Linked DNA regions of Mus musculus: regions 2 and 3 are each linked to region 1. A link is a loop called in an ENCODE intact Hi-C map of the cell type or tissue named here. Cell type or tissue: left cerebral cortex. All regions are shown on one strand.

Region 1 (8,000 bases):
CTGTGGCTGCCACTTTCTGCCATGACCCCACCATGATGGACTCAGACCCTCTGGAACCATAAAACAAAGTAAACCCTCTTCTCTTTTAAATCCTTCTATACTCTATGTGTACATGCCTGTGTGTGCAGGACCCTGCAGAGGCCCAGAGAGGTGTCTGGTTCCCCGGAGCTGCAGTGGTGGATGGTTGTGAGCCACCCTGTGGGTACTGGCAACTGCAAGAACAACAAGTGCTTCTCACTCTCAAGCAGCGCTCCTCACCCTCGAGCAGTGCTCCTCACTCTCGAGCTTCTCTTTGGCCCCACGTTCTCTTTAAGTTCTCTTTGGTCATACTGTTTTATCACAGCAACAGGAAAGTGCCTAATAACTCTACTTCCCCTCTGCCACTAAATTAAAAAAACAACAACAACAACAAAAAACAAAACCTATTACACACTCCCATTACCGTGTTATTCTCCCAAAGCCATGGGTCAAAGAACTCACAGACTAAGCCCTCTGAAAATGAAAACCAAACAAGATCTTTTTATTCTTTTTGTCCCCCAACATAATATTTTTATTGATTATTTGGGAATTTCACATCATCCACCCTGATCACACACACTTCCCAGTCCCCTCGTGTCTACCCCCTACCCTTCTGACCTTCTCCTCAGAAAAAACAAACAAACAAACAAAAAACAAAAGAAAGAAAAATCCAATTTGGGTTATTCATATGCTCATTGGAGCATCGGCAAATTCCCAGGGCCTGTCCCCTAAAGAACTGAGTCCTTCCCACCTCCCCACCCAGAAGCCATCAACTTTGAGGGCTGCTCCATAGCATCCTTACCACAATTCCTAAGAGTTCTCTTTGATGGCTTCCTTTTTAGGCTGTTACTTTGGGGGACTAGGGCATAGGGGTTGTCTCGGGAGCCTTCTATGACCCTCTTATTCAACTGTGCTTCTGCAGTCAGCGATACCACTGCAGGAGTAGCTTCCTTGCCATTTACAGTCGGCGGGAGCACGGGTCCTGGGCTTCTATGTGATTTCTGGCAACAGCATGGACCACCGACATCCATGGTGCCAAGGACCCCCACTTGGTCTCCGGTGGCAGTATGGATCACCACAGTCATCAAAATGGCCTTAGGAGCCTGCACAGGCCACTCACATGAACATGGCTTCAGATAGTGGCATACACCATAGACAACTGCATGACCCTCAGTGGTAGCACAGGCCTCAGATGTCAACGCTGCTCCTGGCTGCCGTATGACCACGGGCCCAAACATGGACTTTGGAAGCAGCATACCCCATGGATATTGACAGGGTTTAGCACAGACCACAGATGCCCACATGGCTTCATCATGGCCTGGGGCAGCAGCACAGAACACTGATACCAGCATAGTCTCTGGGGGAGGTATGGACTATGGAGATCTTTCAGGGAGATCCAGTGCAGGAAATGAACCACTTTTCATCTTGGACATCCTGCTATTGCTCAGAGCCAAGGTGACCGTGCAGCAGGGGATTGGTCCAGGGGCTGAGTCTGTGCAAGCTCCAGGCTGCTGTCCACCACGCTGCTGACCCTACCAGGCAATGACATGTTCCTCCATCGACTGCAGCCTTCTCTCTCGCACACCTGTCACAACTGTCCTGTCTCTAGTTCCACCTCTCTCTACAGTGCACACACCGCTCTGCTCCTCCATCTTTCCCATCATGTATTCATTCACTGTAGTGGCATTGGAAGCTGTGTGTGTGTGTGTGTGTGTGTGTGTGTGTGTGTGTGTGTGCGTTTGCCCAAAGAGCTTTACATGCAAATGTTCACTGTAACAATGAGTCATTGGCCTAGTTTCCAGTTTCTGATGCATCACCAATAACTGGACCATTGCTGAGTCTCCTCTAGTCCATCCTGCTGTTGCCCAGAGTCTTGGTGATCCTGTGGCTCTCTCTGGTTCTGCAGGACTGGCTCCTTCACGTGCTCCAGCAATTCATAGATGGAGTAGATGCTGGGGAGTGGACCCACGCAACATGCTGAATCTCGACCTGAGTGGTAGCTGAGTTGGTCTCAGGCTGACAGGGACCGCCTGGCCTTCAGCTGCCAGGTCAGATGTTCTTCTCTTTAGTCAGTTAGTTTGGTCATAGCTACACAGTAATTAGTATAACTAATACAGGAAAATATACAGGCATAGTAATTAATATAGCTAATGCAGTAATACATACCATATGGTTCTGCACTTCTTGGCTAGATTTTTCTCAAATGTCTTACTTAGAATGCTGTTTCTAGATGGCTCCCCTCCTCTGATACAAGATATTATGTATTTCAAACTAGCCTGGAACTTGCTATTTAGCTGAGGATAACCCTGCACTTTTGTTTCTTCAGCTTCCTTCTCTCTGGTGTTGGGATTACAGAGGTATAACACTATGCCCACAGTTCATGCAGTGTTGGATATCAAACCTAGGACTCTGTATATTCTAGGCAAGCATCCTACCAAGTGAGCTAGCCCCCCCCCCATTTTCCTGATCTTTATTTACTTATTTGCTTCCTTGCTTTTGTTTTGTTTTTCAGGCAGCCTCATGTAGCCCGGGCTGCCCTCAAGCTCACAAAAGCAAGAATAACTTTCAACTTCTGATTGTCCCGTCTGCACCCCTGAGCACTGGAATAACGGGTACACACACTATGTCAGCTGTGCTGTCCTAGAGATGGGACAGCTGGGACTGTATAATTTGGGCTGTGGTGTCTGTTCACAGTGGTGTGCAGCCATCACCTCGCTGCCACTGAAGCTGCTCATTTTCCTCTGACAGAAACCCTGCGCTCAGTTTTTTATAGGTTTACTCCGTTATTTCTGCTCATAGTACAAGGGTACATTCAATTCCTCATGACTGGGAAGAAAGCAGGACCTTGGATTAGCTGCTAGCACTTGGGTTTTGCCAGTTTATATCTTTAAATATCAAGACAGTAGAGGAAGGCCAGGCGTGACCGAAGGAATCGGGCATGAGAGGCAATGTCTGATGCAGTCTACTGAGTCAATTAGGACCAAATTGATAAGAGAGGTAAGGAACACGGGCCGAGCTAGGCTTAGTGTTTGAACACCTTTAATCTTTGCACTCAGGGAGCACAGGCAGGCAGATCTGTATGAATTCGAGGCTAGCCTGTTCTACCTAGTGAGTTCCAGGATAGCCAGGGCTGTTATACAGAGAAACCATGTCTCAAAATCAATGAACCAATCAGTCAATCAATCAATTGTGGGGTGGGGAAATGGCTCAGGGGCTAAGAACACTTGCTTTTCTTGCAAAGGATCCAGGTTCAATTCCTAGCACCCACAGTATTTCACAATTATCTGTAACTTCAGTTCCAGGAGATTCAATGCCCTTATCTGACATCTGCAGGCACTGCACCCACCTGGTCTTCCCCCATCCTCTGCTCCCTCAAATCTTTTTAAAAGTATCACATTCCTGGGGCTAGAGAGATGGCTCAGCAGTTAAGAGCACTGGCTGCTCTTCCAGAGGTCCTAAGTTCAATTCCCAAAACTACATTGGTGGCTCAGGACCATCTATCTATAAAGGGATCTGATGAGCTCTTCTGGCATACAGGCATACATACAGAACAACACATACATTTAAAACACACACACACACATTCAGCATCTACACATAACATGCACCCACACATACCAACTTTCCCCAGTTGTCTTACATGTTTTGCTGGCCTGTCACAGGGCAGTGGTCACAACCTGTTTCTCCCCTTTAACCTACACATGTTCTTGCAAGTCCTTCTGTTCCCAGATTGTCAGGTTGTGTTTCCTAGTAGACTGCTCGTCTGTTTTCCCCTCATAAGAGCTGAGCTCCTCAGGTGGGGAGATGGCTCAGGTGGTAAAGCTCTAGTACAACAAAGTTCAGTCCCCAGAACTCATATGAAAAAAAAAGCCAGGTGTGGTGGCATGTTCTGGCAGTCCTGGTGCTGGTGAGGCAGAGACAAGAAGATCTCTGTGGCCAGTTGGCCTGACCTACTTGTCAAGTTTCAAGCCGAGGAGAGACCTGCGTTTATTCCATTTTTATTATTTTTATGTGTATGGGTGGGTTTTGCCTGAATGTAAGGCTGTCACATACATGTAATACCCATATGGGCCAGGAGAGGGCATCAGATCGCCTGCAACAGAGGTAAAAGTGAGAGTGTGTGGGCTCTCAGTGCTGAATCCAGGTCTTCTACAAGTGCTCTTAACTGCTGAGCCGTGTCTCCTAAACTAGTTTTTATTTTTTATCATGTTTTTACTGTTTGTTTTCCATTTAATTATTTGTTTTTTTGAGTCAGGGTTTGTGTAGCCCTGGCTGTTCTGGAACTCACTCTGTAGACCAAGCTGGCCTCTAACGTACAGAGATCCATTTGCCTCCAAGTGATGGGATCGAAAGCCAGTGTTGTCACCCCCTGGCTAACTAACAGATTTTTACGATGAATTTCGCTCCTGTTTCTCGTGTCTTGTTAACCCAGGCTAGTCTGAAAAATTGGAAATCCAAAACACTGCAAAATCTAAAATGTTTTTGAGTGACTTAATTCACCAGAACAAAAATTGGCACTTTCATGGTTTGGATCTGCAATGTTCCCCAAAGGCCTTCAAGCTTGTTGTGTAGCAAAACGTTTCCTGGGGAGATGCAACACACGTGTGCTCATCCCACGTAGGGAACCCGAAACACACCAGAGTACAGGTATCGCTGAAGTCCAATCTGGTGGAACCAGTGAGTTTTATTGTGATGACTTACAGGAATATGGGTGAGGGGTCATTAAGGAGCAGACATGACTCAAAGACAGCTGCATCACCGAAGCCCAGCCCCAGCAAGAATGACAGCTCACAAAGCTGGGAACCTGGAGCACACTGCACAGCCTGCAGGCCACTCAACAGGCTGGAGAGTAGCCTTGCCAGGTCCTCTGTTGGTCTCAGCTTCTTCCAAGGTAGCTCAGCTGGTGTCTGCTTCCTCCAGACAGCTGGTCTGGTCTCAGAGTCTTGGAAGCCTTTCTCCTCTGAAAGTCTCTGTGCAGCTCAGCTTTTGTTTATGGGAGAGGGACTCTCATCTTTTATTGCTTACTCTGGCAGGGAGGGGCCTAGTGAATCTGGTCCATTTCAGGGACTTCCTGAAGCTCTTTGAGTTGTTTACCTCCCTGCTTAAGGAGCTTCCCTGCAAGATGGAATGTTTCAATCTCAGAGGAAACTTACACAACATAGCTAAAGACTGTAAACCTACAGGGAGGAGTCTTTAGGGGGTGGGACCTAGAAGGAGGCAGGAGGTCACTAGCCCTGTATCCCCCAGGGCATGTTGGATCCATCCTCTCTGCATTCTGACATCTGAACACAGCGGCTCCTCCAAGTGCTCTCACCATGCTACACTGTGCAACCATAGGACCCAGAGACTGTGGCTGAAACCTCTGACACTGTGGACTGGAACAAACCTTCCCACTCTGAGCTGTTATCTCCGAGCTAGGGAGATAGTTTAGTGGGCAGGGTGCTTACCTGGCACTGGAGAAGCCCAGAGTCTGATCCTCAGGCCTGGATAAATCAGGTGTTGTGGTGGTACACACCTGTAATCTCAGCACTTGGGGAACTGGGGCAGGAGGATTGCTGTGATTCTAACCAACAATAAGAGGGCTACCGAGTGCAACCTGGTTTTAAGGGGGAAAAAATCAAATAGGGGCTGAAACAGTGACTCAGTGGACCTTAGTTTGATCCCTAGAATCCACAAGGAGGCTCACAACCCATGCAACTTCAGTCAGGGGATCTGAGGTCCTTTTCTGGACTCCACAGGGACTGCACACACGTGATGCATAGTCATACAGGCAAATACCATATACATTGAATAAATTACCTCAGGCTACACTATGTGTATGAAATAAAATTAAGTTCTTCTTTAGACTTGAGTCCTCTAAGACACCTCAGTATGTATACGGAAATGTCTATAAATTAAAAAAGAAGCCTAGCCTGGTGTGGTGGCGCACGCCTTTAATCCCAGCACTTGGGAGGCAGAGGCAGGCAGATTTCTGAGTTCAAGGCCAGCCTGGTCTACAGAGTGAGTTCCAGGACAGCCAGGGCTATACAGAGAAACCCGGTCTTGAAAAACCAATAAACAAACAAACAAAAACTAAAAAAGAACCCAACACAGGGCTGGAGGAATGGCTCAGTGGTTGAGAGCATCTGTTGCTTTTGCAAAGGGCCTGGGTTCAGTTCCTAGGTGGCTCAAAACTGTTGGGGGGTTGGTTCTAAAGCTTTGTCTTATTTTGGCTCCAAAGAGCTGGGCTTCCAGACCTGAGGGTCCCTGCCCCTAGCTGCCTTCAATTGATAATAAAAAATTACCAAACAGGGGAAAAGCTGAGCGCGTGCCCGAAAAGCAGCAAGCAAGGGAAGCATGGGGGAAGGGCCCGCGTGGGAAGACTGCAGTCTGAAAGCTCCATGCTGCATGGTTGAAGATCAGATTCCAGGGAGATTGGAGTGCACGCCCCTTCTCCCCCAAACCAGAGTCATCCCCAGCAGCAAGGGCCCCCAAGCTCTCTAGCACGCATGCGCACTTCTCGACCACAGCCCCGGGCGAGCTCCTGCCTCCCCTCCATGTCCTCTCCCCTCCACACACTGACCCACACTCACTATGATAGCTACGGGTTAGAAGGTGACAGTGACAGGAGCAGACACCGGGTCCCAGTTGCGTTTCCGGACAACTAAGAGTCGAGAATGTGGATCAGTGACAACCATGAGCACAAGGCAACCCTAAGTCACATGCTAACAATGGAGGAAGGCAGAACATAGGTCCCCGTGACACTGCCAAGCTACAGAAGCCTTGGCCTGCTGCATTGATTGAGCACATTAGTAATAAACTCAGAGTCACCGATAATGCAACGGTGACACAATAGGGAAAGAAGTCAATGCCTTTCCCCTTGGTGACATTTAACCAAGAGTGAGCCCAGACTTGACTTCTCTGCTTGGTTTTTCCTGTGTATCCTGTGTCAGTGCTCCTGTGTGTTTCCTAATACAGTGCGTTGCTCTTCCTTTAAAAAAGGAGAAGAAGGAGGAGGAGGAGGAGGAGGAGGAGGAGAAGGAGGAGGAGGAGGAGGAGGAGGAGGAGGAGGAAGAGAAGGAGAAGGAGAAGGAGAAGGAGAAGGAGAAGGAGAAGGAGAAGGAGAAGGAGAAGGAGAAGGAGAAGGAGAAGAAGAAGAAAGATTCAGAGTGGCTGGGCAGAAAAGGAGAGGTGGGTCTTTAGATTGCATGGGCCAGGGACAGGAGAGAGAGAAGAGAGTTGGAGGCAGGAGGATCAGATTTAAGAGCTGCAGGACAGAAAGCATCCAATGATGTAGGTGGAAAGGAAATGCTGCCTTATGGGGGTGGGGCTGCCCAGAAGGTAACAGGGCAGCAAAGATAAAGTAAGATTTAGAAGGTGTTAGTCCTGGGACTGGAGAGATGGCTCAGTGGTTAAGAGCATCGACTGCTCTTCTGAAGGTCCTGAGTTCAAATCCCAGCAACCACATGATGGCTCACAATCATTCATAGTGAGATCTGATGCCCTCTTCTGCTGCATCTGAAGACAGCTACAGTGTACTTAGGTATAATAATAAATAAGTCTTAAAAAAAAAAGGAGGTGTTAAGCCAGGAATCCTGAGGAGAAATGTATGTTAGTCACAGCCATGGGGAGGATTAGAAATGTCCAGCCTTTGAGCTAGTCAAGGCATATCAAAGTTAGCTGGCTTATGTGTGTTCCAGAGAGCTTTTGGTCAAGTATGCCAGGAGCCAAAGTGGTTTAACTAATTCACTGCTACACACAACCATCCCTAACTCCAGTTTCAGGGATTCTGATGACCTCAGAGGGCACGGGACAATTATATGGTGCACACACATGTAGGCAAAACATAAAGCAAAATTTCATAAAATACAAAACAATAAAAAAAATTATATACTCCTGGGTCCCAGGTATTTCAGAAAAGGGGTCCTCAAATCCATTCTGAATTAAGCTCCTGTGTGTGTGTGTGTGTGTGTGTGTGTGTGTGTATTTGAGGCAAGGACTTA
Region 2 (8,000 bases), 130 kb after region 1:
TGTTTTTTTGTTTTTTTTTTTAATGAGTCTAAAATAGAAGCAGGCCTCTTATGTAGCCCAGGCTGGCCTAAGACTCTCCATCCTCCTGCCCCAGCCTCCTATGTGCAGGGATCATGGGCACACAATATACCTTTTACTTACAGCTTAGAGTCAAGGGCCTGACAGTGCACTGTGGCTGATGTCCAGTACAGTAGCAATGTTTTCTCTCTACCCTCATGGTCCACTGACCTTTCCACCGGGTCAGAGTTTAACCATGAACTCAGCATCCAGAAGGTTCCTCAGAGCCATTTAAGGATTGAGCCAGCAAAGGTATACCATGCAGAGCTCAGGGAAGAAGATGCTGGTGCCTGCAGGACTGGCTCTTTGGTCAGAGGGTGGGCAGGTCCAGTGGAGCCCTTAGAAGCTAGGCAAACCAAGTACAAGGAGAAGAATCAAAGGATGCAGGGAGGGAGTCAAAGACCAAGCCCCTTGTCCCTGCCCTGAACATCTGCTCAGGGACTTCCTGAGAAGTTGCTGATATCAAGCCTCTGTTTCCTGTGGCCAGGCCAGAGAGAATGAACTTTGATGGGAGGACACATGGGCCTGAGAGGAAATGTAAGGTTGGCAGAGCAGAGCCTGAAGTAACACAAGACATAGACTTGTCTGTAGCCTGCACCGGCGAGCACCCACGCTCACCGCAGAGACACGCAGAGATGTTCATTTGCTGACAGGCACGCAGACAGGCACACTATCCACATGGGCATATAGGAGCATGGCCTGCCTGTATCCTATGTTCTGCCTTTTCTTTTTTTTTTTTTTTTTTTTAAAGACTCATTTATTATTATATGTAAGTACACTGTAGCTGTCCTCAGACACACCAGAAGAGGGAGTCAGATCTCGTTACGGATGGTTGTGAGCCACCATGTGGTTGCTGGGATTTGAACTCTGGACCTTCAGATAGCAGTCGGGTGCTCTTACCCACTGAGCCATCTCACCAGCCCTGTTCTGCCTTTTCAATGCCTTCCCTCCCGGAAGCTGCCCCAACTGCAGCCTCCTGAAGTTTGGAACCCAAGCATTGGCATGGTGCAGGCCCATCTTGCCCTGGAACGCCTGTGTCCTGACCATTCCTTGAGTTCAGAGCACCAGCTACTGCTATTACACGTTGGTGTAATGCAAGGACCAGCGTTGACCCAACTGTGATCTTGAGAAACCTGCAGAGCCCCAGCAGGTAGGCCTCAGATCTTCTGAGGGCAATAATGAACAAAGAGACCGAAGGGGTTCTGGGGAGTCCACAGGGACCAAGGCCTCAGGCAACGAGGACGGAGGCTGGCTGTGGGGAAGCAGAAGCTCCCAAGGGTGACCCTGTCTTATGACACCCATGATATGGCCAAGCTGGCTGCAGGGACAGGAGTGTGGCCTAGGACCTGTTAGTTCCCCAGTACACGCTCCTCTCCTGTCCTGTGCTGGTTCACGCCCTTCACCTATGGCTCCGTCCACTCTTCCAGATGGATCTGGATTTTGCCACTGCTGACCAAATCTACCTCAAACCAGCTTCATCGGAAAAGAGAAGTGGCTATTTCACAAGGAAGAACAGTCCAGGAGCACACACCACACAAGGTGGCCCCCAGGGCTCGACAACAAGAGTTTCTCAGCTTCTGTACTCTTAAGCTTCCTTTCCCAGACTGCTAATGGAAGTTTCCAGAACTGGGTCTCTCTTCTGTCAACATCGGCACACATGACTACACCACAAGTGTGGCAGTGGTGGGGAGTTGTCAGCTTTGTCTGGTGTGGAAAGGACTAGGCTAAGGAAGGGAAGGGTCAGTGCCTGGAGCCAAGTAGGATGCTGGGCAAATACACCAGCCTAGAGACAAGTATTTCCCCATAACCAAGGATAAAAAATATCATTCATGAGCCTTTGGGGCTCTGAGGGGGATGGGCCTCAGGATGCCAAGGAGGAAGAAGAACATGGGTAGGTCCATTGTGGCTGGGGACACCTGGACATTATGAAGCCATAGGGAGTTGGGAAGGGTGTGTCAGCACTAGACATTACAGAGTAGCCCTGGATGGGAATACAGACCCAGTCATCACTGGGGTAGGGGAAGTCAGGGGTGGGAGTCCAGGAGCCCAGAGCCTAGGGTAAACCCTGGATGAAGGGGAAGTCTGAAAGGCCAGTGGGAAACTACCAAGGATGCAGGGTCTAGATGATATGGTAGCTGGAAACACACAAGGCTAGAGGGGGCATGGGTGAGCAGTCAGAGGGAGCCTGGGTGAGCAGCATGAGTTCCGCCACCACAGGACTAAGCACGGAAAGGCCAGGAACAACTGGAAGGAAGTGGTCAAGCTGTCCACAGCACTGGTTTCTACCTTCCCAGCCTGGCCAGGCTCCCTGCCTTTGTGGATACAGTCATATCCCCACCCCTCCCCGCCTCTACTGCAAAGGGGTGGAGAGCGCCGAGGCTCTTCCTCTCCTGGGCCAGCGTCTGAGTAGCACACTGGGCGATAAGAAGAACACCAAAGCTAATTCTGCCTGTGGCTGGCAACATGAAGGACGAAGTGGCTCTTCTGGCTACCGTCACCCTCGTGGGAGTTCTGTTGCAAGGTGGGCTGGCTCCTGTCTGGGAGGTGGGTGGATCTTACATCCTGTAGTCTGCTCTCTTCAGGCTCCTGGGGTAGGGAATTGGGGTGCTGGCAGGCCCAGGCTCAGGAGAAGGACAGGAGGCTTCTAGGCTAGCCTCCTGGTACCAAGGTCCAAGCAATTCAAGAACTGTTGGAGGGCCAAAGTTCCAGCTGAGAAGTCCCCACTTCCCTGGAGCAGGTATAGACACTCTCTAAGGAGTGTCTACAGGGGAGGACCAGGTGAAGGATGGCCACCCTGCTGAGGGGCCACTTGAGGTGCCTGCCTTGTGGTGGGAGCTGGTATCTGTTTGGGAGTGCAATACAGTGACTAGTGGAATAGCTATGGGCTTAGGTTGGGAGAGTCCCAACTCCACGCATCTGGAGCACAGTATCTGCCAGATTTAAGGCTGGGTCCATGATGTCTAAACAGAAACTGAGACAAGAATTTATGCTATTGTGTGGTGGTACTGAGACCCAAGCTAGACTGACTCTGGCTTGTGGCAGAGTCCCTTCTGGCTGATTCTGTAGAGGGGAAACCAGGGTCCCTTAGCCACAGAACGTGTGCTTCCTTGTTCCTTAAAGAATACAGCCAATTTTGCCCTGGTCCATTGCCTACGCAGGGGGTCCAGACCTGCAGAACGGGAGGTAGGCATTTGCCTGTGCTTTGCAAGTCAAATCGTTCAGGAGTAAAGTCTTCTAAGGTTCCTCCCACCGGCAGGTGTTTCAGCCGCGCATCACCCTAGTCAATCAACCCTCAGGCCTACAGGGCCTCTCCATTGAACACCACTGATGGGGCAGGTGGGAGAAGGGCATTAGAAGAGAGTCGCTCAGTGAGAGGCAAGGAGAGGGGAACTAAGGGACGGATCCCGCTCCAGATCTGCGGAGCACCACACCTGACTCCCACACCCCCACGGCCGCAGCCTACTTCTCCCTACAGGTGATCTCTGCACGAAGGGCTTTCCACGTGTCGCCGCCGCTCACCTCTGGCCCTCCCGAGTTCGAGCGCGTCTTCCGAGCCCAGTGAGCGCGGCGGGTCCGGGCGGGTTCGGGTGTCAGCCAAGGTGAACCACGCGCTCACCCAGCCTACCCCTCGCAGGGTAAACTGCAGCGAGTACTTTCCGCTGTTCCTCGCCACACTCTGGGTCGCCGGCATCTTCTTCCACGAAGGTGCGGGGCAGCGTGGGGGCACACTTCGGGGGTGGGGGTGATCCCGGATGGCGGGAGCTCGTGCTCACCGCGTCGCCTTGCATCGACTCTCGCAGGAGCCGCAGCCCTGTGCGGACTGTTCTACCTGTTCGCGCGCCTCCGCTATTTCCAGGGATACGCGCGCTCAGCGCAACTCAGGTAACTCTGGCCGGACTTCCGGGAAAGCACTGCAGGGGAGGGTCGCTCCCCAACGCCGCTCAAAGGGTGGGAGGCGGCGATCGGCCACAGGGGACCCATGGAAAGAGATCTGGGGACAGCGGGTGGGCGGACCTAGCCCTAGCGAGCCGGTGTAGCCCGGAGTGGGAGGGGCTTGAGCCTGCGGGGCAGGCCTAGTCTGGAGGGGGAGGGCCTAGGCCTGGGGGCAGTCCTAGCATGGAGGGGGCGGGGCCTTGTGTGGAGGCGGGGGGGGCTTGGCTCCGCTCCCGCTGAGCGCCACCCGCAGGCTGACTCCCCTATACGCGAGCGCGCGCGCACTCTGGCTGCTGGTGGCGATGGCTGCACTGGGCTTGCTAGTCCACTTCCTCCCCGGCACGCTACGGACTGCGCTCTTCAGATGGCTCCAGATGCTCCTGCCGATGGCCTGAGGCGAAGGCCCTCCGAATCAGCAGAACTGGAGATCTTCGAACAAAACGCTGGGGTGCCCGCCCCCGAATCCCAGTTTTTAATTAAAGTTCCCACGACGGTTCCGTCTGCATTCTCTGGGTCTGAGAGGGTCGCTTACCGCAGCTTGGAGAGCCCAAACCCCAGACAGATGCAGCCAGGCTTTGGGAGGCTTGGATAGGCCAGCATAGGCAGGCTTGGATTCGTTCTTATCACTGTACTGTCTTCTAGACAACACCTTGCCTGCGCAGCTACCTCTGCCTTGACATTTCTTTCCAGAGATAGCCACCCCTCACCCACCTTTCTGTACTTGGGGCTCACCTTCCTCTCAAGCTGAGCCTCAGGTGTTGGATTCTATCTTGTATGCCTTCGTGTCCCCCAACACCCAGCCCTGACTTCCCAACTAGAACCTATCAAGTCTTTTCCTAAGTGAGATCTGGGTCCCTGTTTTTGATCAGTGCTGAATCTCCAAATAGAGGTTCAGGACACCCCAGCTAAGGCCACACAGCAGTGAGTGTGGCCAAAAATGTAGTCAGTGATAGGTTCTCTCAAGTGGATCTCTGGATGTTTGAAGAGGACCGGACTTAGGTAGGCCTACTGACAATACACCTCAAAATGACTTTTAACCTACCTGGCCAGCAAAAATGCTCTTAAACAGGCCTAAGAATGTGTGGGAAAGCCCTCCGGCGGGTGGAGATGGCCATTTATTTTAGAGATGACCACCGTATGAGCCAGGCGCTGTGGTTCTGAGTTGCAATCCTAGTACTTGGGAAGCTGAGGCATAAATTCAAGGCCAGCTTGAGCTACAGTGAGTTCCAGGGCTCCCTGACTGTCTCAGTCCCTTTCCAACAGTGTGCCTCCCCCTCATTCACACACACCAAGATCCTATTATATGAGACAAGCTGGGACAAAGATACTAAGGACTATGGGGGCGGGGTAGGGAGAAGGGGAGGAGATGATGTCAAATTGTGGACACCACCCCCCCCCACCCCACCCCCAGCACTCAGGGGCTCAGGTCTGTACAATAGCTGTGCTGGGTTATGTGATGCTAGACCAAGAGGATCTGAGAACTCGTTGGACGAGAATTCCTATAGGATAAGTAGACACAACTTTGGGTGCATGAAACCCCCAGTTACAGACTCAGTGGTCACGACCTTCCTGCTAAGTAAACATGACGTTACGTTGAGGTATGCCAACAGACACTTGACATGGTAAAGGAGGGTCTGGGACTTAGTCCTTGGCATGACAGAGGTCAAAGTCATCTTCACCAAGTAACCTGCCAGGAGCCAGCCAATTGTGGGTAATAGTCTCGCAGCACAGGTGAGCCAGCCTTCCCCCTCCCTATCCCCACCACCAGCAAGTTTTGGGAACCCAAAATGATAGGCCAAATACAGGCAGGCAACATGCAAACGCCTGGCTAGAACTGGGAACATTCACCTATGAGACACATACTTCATTAACCCTTTATTACAAGTCACGCTCTTATAGAAGTATATGCGAACTTACGTGAAAAAATCAAATGTATCCAAGAATAAAAAACACAGCACATAAAGTAGTGTATGCATTCCAGTGTTTGCGCCGCACACGGCGGGCACCCAAGAAAAAGCTCTTCTAACGGCCCGGCTCAAGACCACCGGCCAGGGGCAAACGGTTCGGTTCAGTTCTTTTTGGGCGGCAGCAGGCCGGCCCTCAGGCACAGTGTGGGGGGCCGCCTGCCTCTCCCGCGGCCCGGCGGGCAGGAGCAGCACCAGCTTCTGGGGCCTCCGGGCCAGCGGTGAACCCCAGGCCAGCCCGAGCCGCCTGCCAGGCAGAACCCTCCAGGTGGGGTGGATATGCCTGGTCCTCTGGGGCAGCAGCAGCAGTAGCAGCGACACCCTCGGAACCGTGGGCTCCAGAGCCGGCCACAGAGCACCCTTGGAAGCCTTCTAGTCGGCCTTTTTCAGAAAGATCTGGAAGAGTCGGGCTTAGGATGAGCAGGAGTCTTGGGACTTCTTATGGTCTAGATGCTTAGTCCCATCCCAGCTGATCTTACCTCACTCAAAATGACCCACACCGGGGAGTCAGTCTGAATGGAGAGACGTAGTGCTTCCAGGGGGCCAAAGGCAGGATCCACTTCTCCTTCAGCTACACCCTTGTAGAAGGAGCCTGTGGGAGCGCGGTGCCTAGATGTAAACACGAAAGCAACACCCAAAAGCCCAGCCCACACAGGCCCGCCCTACTCACCAATCTGGAGGTATCCATCTGGGCTCCTAGGGTACCGGAGAGTGGCTGAGCGGCCTTCCTGAAGGGCCTCCTTCTCTGACTGGGGGTTCTAAAGGGCAAAGCAGCAGGGTTGAAGTGTCTGGCCAGAAGGAGGCGCTGTCAGCTCCCACCCACAGCCGGCCCATACTCACATCAAAGGGCAGCACCTCCACAGAAGTGTTGAAGAGCTTATCTTCCGGGTGCTCGATGTTCCCGCTTCGGAAGAAGAACCTACAGATGCCAAGCAGGCCTGTGAGCTGTTGTAAAGATGAGGTACTGCCCAGACCCACTGTCCAGGCCCAGCAGAGAGAAGGGCAACGCCTGGGCTAGAAATATATTAGATGGGTAACCAGGTGCTGGGAGAGGTGAGGCGCCATCTTGGACAGTCCATGGGCAGTGCAAGGAAGCCAGGGTCTTACCCTGTGACTGTGGTAACAAGTGTCATTAAGTATTAAAGATCTACCTGCCTAGGTCCACACAAGGTAGGAAGTACTATTATGGGTAGTGCTGTTCAGTAAGGAAACCGAGGCATGGGGGGTTAAGATGGGGCAAATAGTTACCTCAGGGGTTATAGAAGGAGTACCTAAAGACCCAGGACTATATGCTGAGGCCTCTAATTGGTGTTCACCCTGTCCTCTTTCCCAGGGAGTACTGACCGCTCAAGGCGCAGTGGCTGGAAGAAGCGGAACCGGATAAAGTCTCCTGCGGCAGGTGTGAAGGCCCAGAAGAAATCCTCCCGCAAGTAGGCCTTCTCCAGGGTGAAATGCTGGTACGTCTTGAGGCTTGTGCTCACCTCTGCCGGTGGGTTCACGTGCTCCTTCCGGAGAGCATGCTTTCCAAAGTCTTTATCCTGGGGAGGTACAACAGACATGAGTGCCACCCTCCAGTCCTGCCTCCACCACGTTCGGTCCACACCGCGCCACACCCCACCTTCAGTTTCTGGATTTTGCCCGCCAGTGATGAGTGAGTGCCCACATGCTGGAAAAGGGACGGCTTGAAGCGGATCCGAAGGTTGGCCTTCTGCCGATCACAATGTTTCTGTGAACAGATTGGCGCCTTAGGGTTCGGCTCAGCCCACACTCAAGGTTGGGCTCAAGATAACCGGGGAGGAGGGGGGGATTTCCTCAGCCAGCAGTTTCCTCTCCTTGCTATAGAGGCACAGCCAGGAACACAGTGTGAGCTGGCAGCTGGGGACCTGCCTTCCTTCCCTGTGCTGACTTCAAGTGTCCCCTGCTCACCGCATCCTTCTCAGGGTTGCAGACTTTCACCCACAGGATGTGGTCCAGGAGCCAGTCTATGGGCTTGTCCCGGTAGAACATGAGGATGAACTCCACAATCAGGCTCAGATCCAGTGACTT
Region 3 (8,000 bases), 140 kb after region 1:
CTGACAGGGTTGAGGGCTAGAGGTACCCAGGCCATCAGAGCCAGCCAGGGAAGTAGTTCACAGTGGCATAGACAGACAGGTGCCTTCCACAGCCTGGATGAGAAGTCCCTGCTCTCTCCTCATAGTGAAGCTAATGGGCAGCCTGTGCCACTGGCAGTGTCCCAAGCAGCACTGAGCTGAGGCCGTGGAAGAGAACAGGGGAAGTAACACTGGTCTAACAAGAGTGTGTGTTTCCACCAGACCTACTCTGCTCTGGAAACTGCCTCAGGTGGGTCATGGTGGGTAGCAGGTCCCTGAATCTTCCTGATCATCCAGGCCTGGGCATCGCTGGATCCCTATCCTGGCCTTCCTTCCTCCTCAGGCCTGTGCTGTCTGTTTACCAGCAGGCAATGGGCCCCTTGGGTTCCTGGGCCTAGCTCCCACCCACACACCAATTCTGCTGTTGTTTCTCAGAGCCCCACAGGCCCTTTCCCTTAGCAGCCTATCATATTCTTCGGGCCCTGTGCTGCTCTTGCTCCCTGTAAGAGCCTGGTCATCTTATTCCCAAGTCTACTGACTTGGGAGGTCCCCTCTTGTCCTTGGACCCTACAAATTCAGAAACTCAAGCTGTGTTCTTTTCTTTTTTTTCTTTTGAGACAGGGTGTGTGTGTGTGTGTGTGTGTGTGTGTGTGTGTGTGTGTGTGTAAACCTGGGTGTCCAGGAACGCACACTGAAGACCAGGCTGGCCTCAAACTCAGAGATGCACCTGCCTCTGCCTCCCGTGTGCTGGAATTAAAGGCATGTGCCACCACCACATGGTCATGGGTTGTTCTTAAAGCTAGACCATCCTGGTACCCCACATCTCTAGTGGGCGGGATAGTGAGGTAGGTCAGTGGTAAGGGCTTGGGGACTCTTTGGTCTCTCTGGGTACCTGGAGCATGTCAGGATAGGCCTTCCTAGGAAGCAGAGGATTTTGGCTTCCATGCCTTCCAATCCCAGGAAAGCAGGCTGGACCTAGCCCCAGGTGAGGACTGCAGCAGTGACCGTGCCAGAATAGACTCCACGGGGTGTGGAACATGTGATGCCCTACAAGCAGGGTAATTAACACACCCTGAGGACTACAAACCACAGTGTTCCACCTGGCTCTCTCTTGGCAGAGAAAACAGATTTTGGAGCCAAGCTGGGGTATAAACTTTGTATATGTACTTAGAGGAAATAGGCTCAGGGCCATAGGAAGACCGCAAGCCCAGCCCAAGGTCTGCTGTAAACCTGCAAGGGGGAAGGGAGTCGAGGTGGAGAGTGGCAGGTGTCCACTCTGTCTCTGGGTCGTGCGGTCCCCAAGGACTCTAGGAGAGCAAGGATCCAGTGAGAGCGTGGCCCTGACACTGAGAAGGACTGTGTGGCTCTGTCTCCCTGAGGTCCAAGCTCTGCAGCTGTTTGGCTGAGGCTATAGTTTGATTCCTGAATGTCTGGCTGCTTCAACAGATAAAAGCCAAGGTTGGATTTGAACCTGAGTCCTAAACCCTAGGTGCACCTGGCCAAGTCTGAGTCTTTCCCACTCTTAACCCAGGCTCTAGGGTGACCCCTGCTTCTGCTGCCTCTTTCCTCTCTGGCTCCCCGCCTACATCCTCCCTTCCGGTTCTTTTGCTCTTCCCCTAAGTACTGGACCCTCCTCTCCTGAGCCCCATATCCGCTACAAAGTGGAAACCAGCTTCAATCTAGTGGCTGACTAGCTGAGTTTGCTACTGACTTGTCTGTGTGGAAGAATGAGAAAGGCCCACAGTCAAGATTCCTGACTTCTAGTCAGCTGGCTTTGCTGGATACCCATGGAAACAGTACAGCCCTGAGGCTACACTCAGTCACTTCTCTCTCTCCATGCATACAGGGCTTGTCCTCAGGAGGAAGAACTCTGTATCTGAGCCCTACTCTTCTCTGATCTTGCTCCCCAGGCCCTCAGAATGCTAGTCTCCTGGCTTGCTCCCTCGGGAGGTATCCTAACATCAGATGGAGACATGTGACTGTCATAGGAAGCACACGGGACCACTACCAAATGAGGATGAGACACAGTCTAATGGCCCTAACCACAATGGAACAACCTGATCCCAGTTCTTCCGACACGGCTCCACTACAGCCCTCATAGCTTTCCATGGCTACTCTCCCAAGGGCTCAAAATGTACCCTTCTGGATGCCACACCCTACCTTCAGAGAACCGTCCCCTGGCCATACCCTCCCTTGATAGCTCATTCCATCCCACACTCTCTCTGTGCCAGGCCCTATCGAATCTCTCCTTAGAGTTCCTGACTTGTGATTCTCTCAAGACCAGCCCAGACCTCCACTACCACTAAAATAGGGAAAGTGCTACAGGAGGTGAGGCTGGGCTGAGCAGGCAGGAGCCTGATGCCAGGAGTTGGACTTGCCACAGGCCTCTTCCTGGACCTCCCCTTCCCCGTTTAGCATAACCTTTGGGAACAGAGAGCCTGCTTGAGGGAGGGAGAGAGCTAGCCCACCTCAGCCTGATATGACAGGAAGAACAGAAGGCAGGCAGGAAGGAAGCAGCTCAGAGTCTCCTGTGTCCAGGCTGGGTGGATCATGGTCTCTGAACTCCTCAGCTCCCACTCAGTTTAAACCATTCAACCTAGCTCAGGGGGCTTCCTAGCAGTGCTAGGACCTGTGTCCTTCTACTCCCAAGACGGCTGGCCAAGCTGGGAGGCCATAGTGTGGACTGGCCAGCAAGCCCAAGCTTCGAAGCTGCACCAGGAAAGGCCAAGGAAACCCCACAAAGTGATCACATATCAGGGTTTCTGGGCTAGCTATTCAAGAGGCCCTACAGAGGAACCCTGGGGCTCGGTGCCATGGAGGAGGCTGTAGGCCCCCAGGGAGCAGCGCCCACGGGAGCAGGGCTGCTGCAGAGCACAACAGTGGATGGGGCAGGGAGATGGATACCTTGGCTCTATCTCCTCACCTGTCTCAACAATACTGTGCCAGCTCTTGTCCAAGAGCCTGCACCAGGTTCTCTGGGTACACTACCTCTGTGACCTTGTGTCTCTGCCCCTCTGTGGGAACTCCATAGGTCCTTAACTTGCCAGTGGAAGCGCCCGCCCCTGGCATGGGATAACCGCAGGCAGAGGCCAGTCCCGAGCGCCACACGGAGGCGGGGATCTGGTAACCACTCGCTCCCCTCGGCCAGGCCTGACCAGGGAATTTCGTGATGCCAAAAGCAAACAAGTGGGGCGAGCATGGGAGAGGCTCAGGTGCTCCCGGTGCGGGCCTGAGCAGGCGGCGGCAGGGTGGGGGCTCACCTTTCTGGCCGCTGAGCGCTGCGTACCAGGAGAGCGAGAGGAAGGCGCACAAGCAGAAGAGCAGCAGCGTCAGGAAGGTGCCATTGCGGAGCCTCATCTCCCCCGATGCGCGGCGGGCGCCGGCGGGGCCGAGGCCGCATGGCCCGGGGGACCGGGGCCGGGGCACGGGGGCCCGGAGGCGGCGGGGGCCCCGGCCCCGGAGCGCGGAGGAGCTGCGGGCCCGGGAGAGGAGGCTACAGGCAGGGCGGGAATGGGGACGGGGGTGGAGGGCGCGTGCGAGCTGCTCCTCCGCGGTGCGCGGTGCTGGCGGCCTCGATCTGAGGCTGGGCCGGGGCCGAGCAGGGTTGGGGCAAGGCGGCAAGAGCCGCGGCCGGGCTGGATCCGGGACCGCCGCCGAGTCGACGGGCGAAGGGCGGGGCGGCCGGGATTTAAAGGGGCCGCATCACTCGCCGCCGCTGGGAGCACCGCGAGGGGGCGGGGTAGGAGGCCAGCTCCCGGGATCCCGGCGGGCCCGCCTTGGGAAGGTGGCACGCGCGTGGAATAGCGCGCCCCAGGAAAGTCGCGGCTACAGTGGTGATGAATGAGGGTCAGCTATTGTGCAGCAGGGACAGACGGCGGAGATGCCTGTTCCCCCAAGTCTCCTTTCAGAAGATCCCATGAGCAAGTCCCTACACCTAGACCTTCAAGCCCTCCTCCCGACAGAGAGGATCTGGCATGGGAGGGGCCCGCTGTAGCCGAGCTGAGGTTATCTCTAGCTAGCAGGCTAGCCAGAAAGTGCCAGCTGCTCTCTCTTGCGCCCACCAGTACTCCCTTCTCAGGGCATTCTCTGATGTGCCTCGGAGAGTGTGCTGCGGACCGGGGGAGGCGCTCCTACTCTATCGAACAAGGACAATGGGCCGCTCTCAGGAGTAACAGAGCCGTTGTTTGTAGGTGGAGAGCACCCTCCGGAGCCCAGCCGACTAGCTTCCCGGTGCCAGGCATGCTGTGGGCGGGAGTCAGGCTCAACCTGTAGTTTAGAGGATCACGGGTCCGCAGGGTGACCGGGGGCGGGGGCGGGGCGCCTCTGGTTCCTATTTGTACAGCGGCGCCTAAGACTTTATTGCTGTCTCTTCTTGCATCTTATTACAGACTTCCCTCCATGCCTCTGCGGAACCAGGAACTGGACACACAATGAAAGGACTCACTGAGCCAAGGCAGCCTCGGGGCATGCATTTTGGAAGCGCCAAATCTACTTCCCTTCTTGAGTCTCATCACCATTCAAAATGGAACCAGAAGCTACTTTGTAAAATGGAGCTACTACCTAAGAGCAGAGTGGTGACGGCTACTAAGCCTGAGTTCCATCCCTCAGAATCCACAGGGTGGAAGGAGTGAAATGACTGCTGCAATTGGTTCTCCGATCTCTGCATGGTGTCTATGGCACGACAGTGCCATCCACGTATGATGTCCTGAAAGACCCTGCTTGGAATGACCGTGAGCGCGTGCGGGGGTGGGGTCGGGGGGAGGGGTGATCACACGCTGGGTGGGTGATGGTCTCAGTAAAGTAGAAGCTGCAGTGGTGATCTCACATACACACACACACATACATGCACACGCTTGCGTGCACAATAAAGTGACCCATACCCAGGAGGCAGGAGGATCCTTATGAGTTTAAGGAAGGCTTGGTCTACATTTAGAATTCTTGGCTAGCCAAGGCTGCATACTAAGATTCTGGGGGCAGAGTTGGGGTGGGGAGCTACAGAAGGCAAGGCACAGTCCAAAAGCCACTGTTTTACAGTTTGGAGTGACTTAGAGCAAAGTACAGCCTGATCTTGTTGGAACCTTCTGAGGGGAAGTATCCTGGTGTGTTGTCCTGTTTTCATAGGAGTCTTCTCTGTGGTGCAAAAAATAGTAGGTCTTCATTTTAGTCATATAAAGTTTTAATTTTGTTTAAAAGACAAAACAACAACAACAGTGGAGCCAGTATAGTGTGTGACATGCCTCCAATGCTAGCAGCCAGACAGCAAAGGCAGGAGCTCTGTGAGCCATACATAGTGAGCCCATGTTGTCATTCCCCAAGCCCCCAAAACAGTTTAAGACCAGCTTGATATACATAGAAAATTTAAAATTCTGAGCCAAGTAGAGCTATACAGTGGAACTGTCCTAAAAACAAATAAGGCTAGAGAGGTGGCTCCGTAGTTAAGGTACTTAACCGCTTGCTCTTCCAGAGGACCCACCCCAGTTAGGTCCCCATCAGCTTTTACAGGTGGCTCACAGCTACCTGGAACTAAGGGAAATAGACACCTCTAAGCTCAGTGTGTAGGCATGCACATACTTAAAAAGAAATCTAGAAATCAAGCAACAAAAAGTATATTAGAGCTGGAGTATAGCTGAGTGGTGAAGCACTCAACATCAACTAAAGTGGATGACTTAAGGAAGATGCTATAATGATTAAACCAGTGGATCTGAAGGACATGGACTGTAGGTGAGCACACGGATTTCCCCTCTCCCATTGCTACCTTGGAGTAGGGGAACAGGAATAAGAGAAGGTCCCTGATGTCTAGGGAGCAGAGCCTCTGTAGAAACAGGAAATTGGGGTTAGGGAGAGCCCATGTCTCAGGAGCAGGACCTCACAGCAGCCTGGCTACCTCCAGCCTCCTCCTTTGAAAATGGCAGCATTGTCTGGCACGTGTCCTGTTTTCCACTGTCTTTGCCTTTGTAGTAATTAATTAATCCGGGCCTGCTTGCCACCTAAAGTCCCTTCAGACACTTCCTAGCTCTGCATGTCGCCTTGCAGCTGGCAATATACCTTCACCTGAGGTTCGGCATCAGGTCCTAGGGACCCACTCAGGGAAAACGGAGCCATATGGGCCCAGAGAAATCCTGCTTTCCCTTTGAAAGTCAGCTGGAGGCCTTTCCTCCTTTGTTCTAGATTTTCACACAGTGAAAAACACAGTCACACACACACACACACACACACACACACACACACACCTTACTTTTTCAGAGTCAGTGACTCACTATGAAACCCTGACTGGCCTGTAACTCACCATGCAGACCAGCGCTGGGATTAAAAGCCTGTAGACACCCAGCTGTTATGATCACAGCCTTCAGCCCATGTTCTAGGACAGCCTTTGGAAGTAGTCTAGGGGTCCAGCCCTGGGGGTAGTCAAGAATAGAGCTAAGAGAAATAGAAGATCTATACATGATTTCACTAGCCTTCAAGTGAAACGAGTCCTGCTCTCCATTTAAGAATGGAAACTGCATCCTGTAGATTTCCCAGTCTATGTGACTGTCACAACAGAAGTCAGGGATTTCATCTACCTCAACTAGAGGTGTAGTGGAGCACTTCAAAAGAATAGTTACACTCATGTTAGTGACTTCATTTTTTTAAATTTATTTATTTATTGTATATGAGTATATTGTCCCTCTCTTCAGACACAGCAGAAGAGGGCATCAGATCACATTGCAGATGGTTTTGAGCCACCACGTGGTTGCTAGGATTTGAACTCAGAACCTCTGGAAGAGCAGTCAGTGCTCTTAACCACTGAGCCATCTCACCAGCCCATAACTTCATATTTTTGATATTAGTCCTGCTCTAGATATTAAAGTTTAGAAGACTCACGAGTAGTTACATATGTTTTAAAAGTGTTTTTCTGACATCTGCATTTCAGTTGTTTGTTTAGAAGGCCTTGCCTTCTAAGGCATGGGCCTGTGATTATGACGGAATTGAGAGGAGGAGGTAAGAGGTTTGAGAGTCCAGGCGAGAGTGAATTGCTCAGCTGTTAAGAGCACTTCTGCAAGAGGAAAAGGGTTTGATTCCCAACACCCACTGGAAGCTCCCAAGGGAATCAGCTGCTCTCTTCTGGCCTCCCAGAGCACTGCACACATACATTCACTCAAGAAAAACACCCAAATGCATTTTTTTTCTTAAGATGAAAAAAATTAAAAGACAGTTCAGAGTCATCCTTGGCTACAAAGCCAGTTCAAGGCCAGCCAGGGCTTCATGAGATCTTACACTTACAAACACACACTAAATTGCCCAAGAATAAGTAAAAGAGCCAAGCAGTTGCAGCACACACCCTTAATCCCAGCATTCTGGATGCAGAAGCAGGCAGATCTTTGAGTTCAAAGCCAGCCTGGTCTACAGAGTGAGTTCCAAGACAGCTAGGAGTACTCAGAGAAACCTTGCCTTAAACAAACAAACATACAAAAAAAAAAAGAATAATTTTTTTTAAAGATCTATTTTATTTAGTGTATATGAGTACACTGTAGCTGTACTGATGGTTGTGAGGCATCATGTGCTTGCTGGGAATTTGAATTCAGGACCTCTGCTGGCTTCGGCCTAAAGATTTATTTATTATTATATCTAAGTACACTGTAGCTGTCTTCAGACACATCAGAAGAGGGTATGAGGTCTCATTACAGATGGTTGTGAGCCCCTATATGGTTGCTGGGATTTGAACTCAGGACCTCAAGAAGAGCAGTCAGTGCTCTTAACCACTGAGCCATCTCTCCAGCTCAAATAAATTTTTTAAAATGGTGACATATGCTTATAGTCCCAGTACTAGGGAGACTTCAAGAGGATTGCTTCAAGTTCAAAACCAGGTTGGACTGTATAGTGCATACTAGTCCACCTGGTCTACAAAATTAAACATTGTCTCTCAAAACAAACATCAAATCAAACAAAAAATACAAACATGAATGCTTTAATGTTGATCCTCCCACAACCATGTTAGAACCTGC

What was found. Hi-C counts contacts between places; a loop is a spot of excess contacts. Peaks named below come from ENCODE experiments on the same cell type or tissue, not always from the same donor. Only the 100,000 strongest peaks of a DNase experiment are listed, where the experiment ranks them.
Region 2: it touches region 1 in a loop (2.4-fold over the local background); 14 of 42 quality-filtered maps call a loop at or near these places.
Region 3: it touches region 1 in a loop (3.0-fold over the local background); 14 of 42 quality-filtered maps call a loop at or near these places.

The regions. Positions count from the first base shown.
Region 1 is chr11:50,360,855-50,368,854 of GRCm38, reverse strand. No RefSeq gene overlaps it. Among named protein-coding and RNA genes, the nearest start is that of Mir804, 7.0 kb to the right of the region's middle. In left cerebral cortex, a CTCF peak has its summit at 4,090 (motif pointing right); a DNase peak (open chromatin) is centred at 4,100.
Region 2 is chr11:50,232,956-50,240,955 of GRCm38, reverse strand. Mgat4b (mannoside acetylglucosaminyltransferase 4, isoenzyme B) reads right to left here. Exons shown (of 15, transcript NM_145926.3): 9 at 7,881-8,000; 10 at 7,573-7,680; 11 at 7,299-7,492; 12 at 6,795-6,873; 13 at 6,625-6,712; 14 at 6,434-6,546; 15 at 5,853-6,350. The coding sequence ends at 6,327. Ltc4s (leukotriene C4 synthase) reads left to right here and starts at 2,424. Exons shown (of 5, transcript NM_008521.2): 1 at 2,424-2,578; 2 at 3,516-3,615; 3 at 3,692-3,762; 4 at 3,858-3,939; 5 at 4,244-4,495. The coding sequence starts at 2,521. The coding sequence ends at 4,385. In left cerebral cortex, CTCF peaks have their summits at 4,047, 4,253 (motif pointing left) and 6,734 (motif pointing right); DNase peaks (open chromatin) are centred at 2,368, 4,180, 5,259, 7,679 and 1 more place; H3K4me3 peaks cover 2,008 bases; H3K27ac peaks cover 909 bases.
Region 3 is chr11:50,221,018-50,229,017 of GRCm38, reverse strand. Mgat4b (mannoside acetylglucosaminyltransferase 4, isoenzyme B) reads right to left here and starts at 3,683. Exons shown (of 15, transcript NM_145926.3): 1 at 3,279-3,683. The coding sequence starts at 3,375. It overlaps Gm36556 (a long non-coding RNA gene), which reads left to right and starts at 3,797. Exons shown (of 2, transcript XR_388620.4): 1 at 3,797-4,204; 2 at 4,407-8,000. In left cerebral cortex, CTCF peaks have their summits at 3,763 and 7,129 (motif pointing left); DNase peaks (open chromatin) are centred at 4,009, 4,441, 4,923, 7,120 and 4 more places; H3K4me3 peaks cover 3,066 bases; H3K27ac peaks cover 2,561 bases.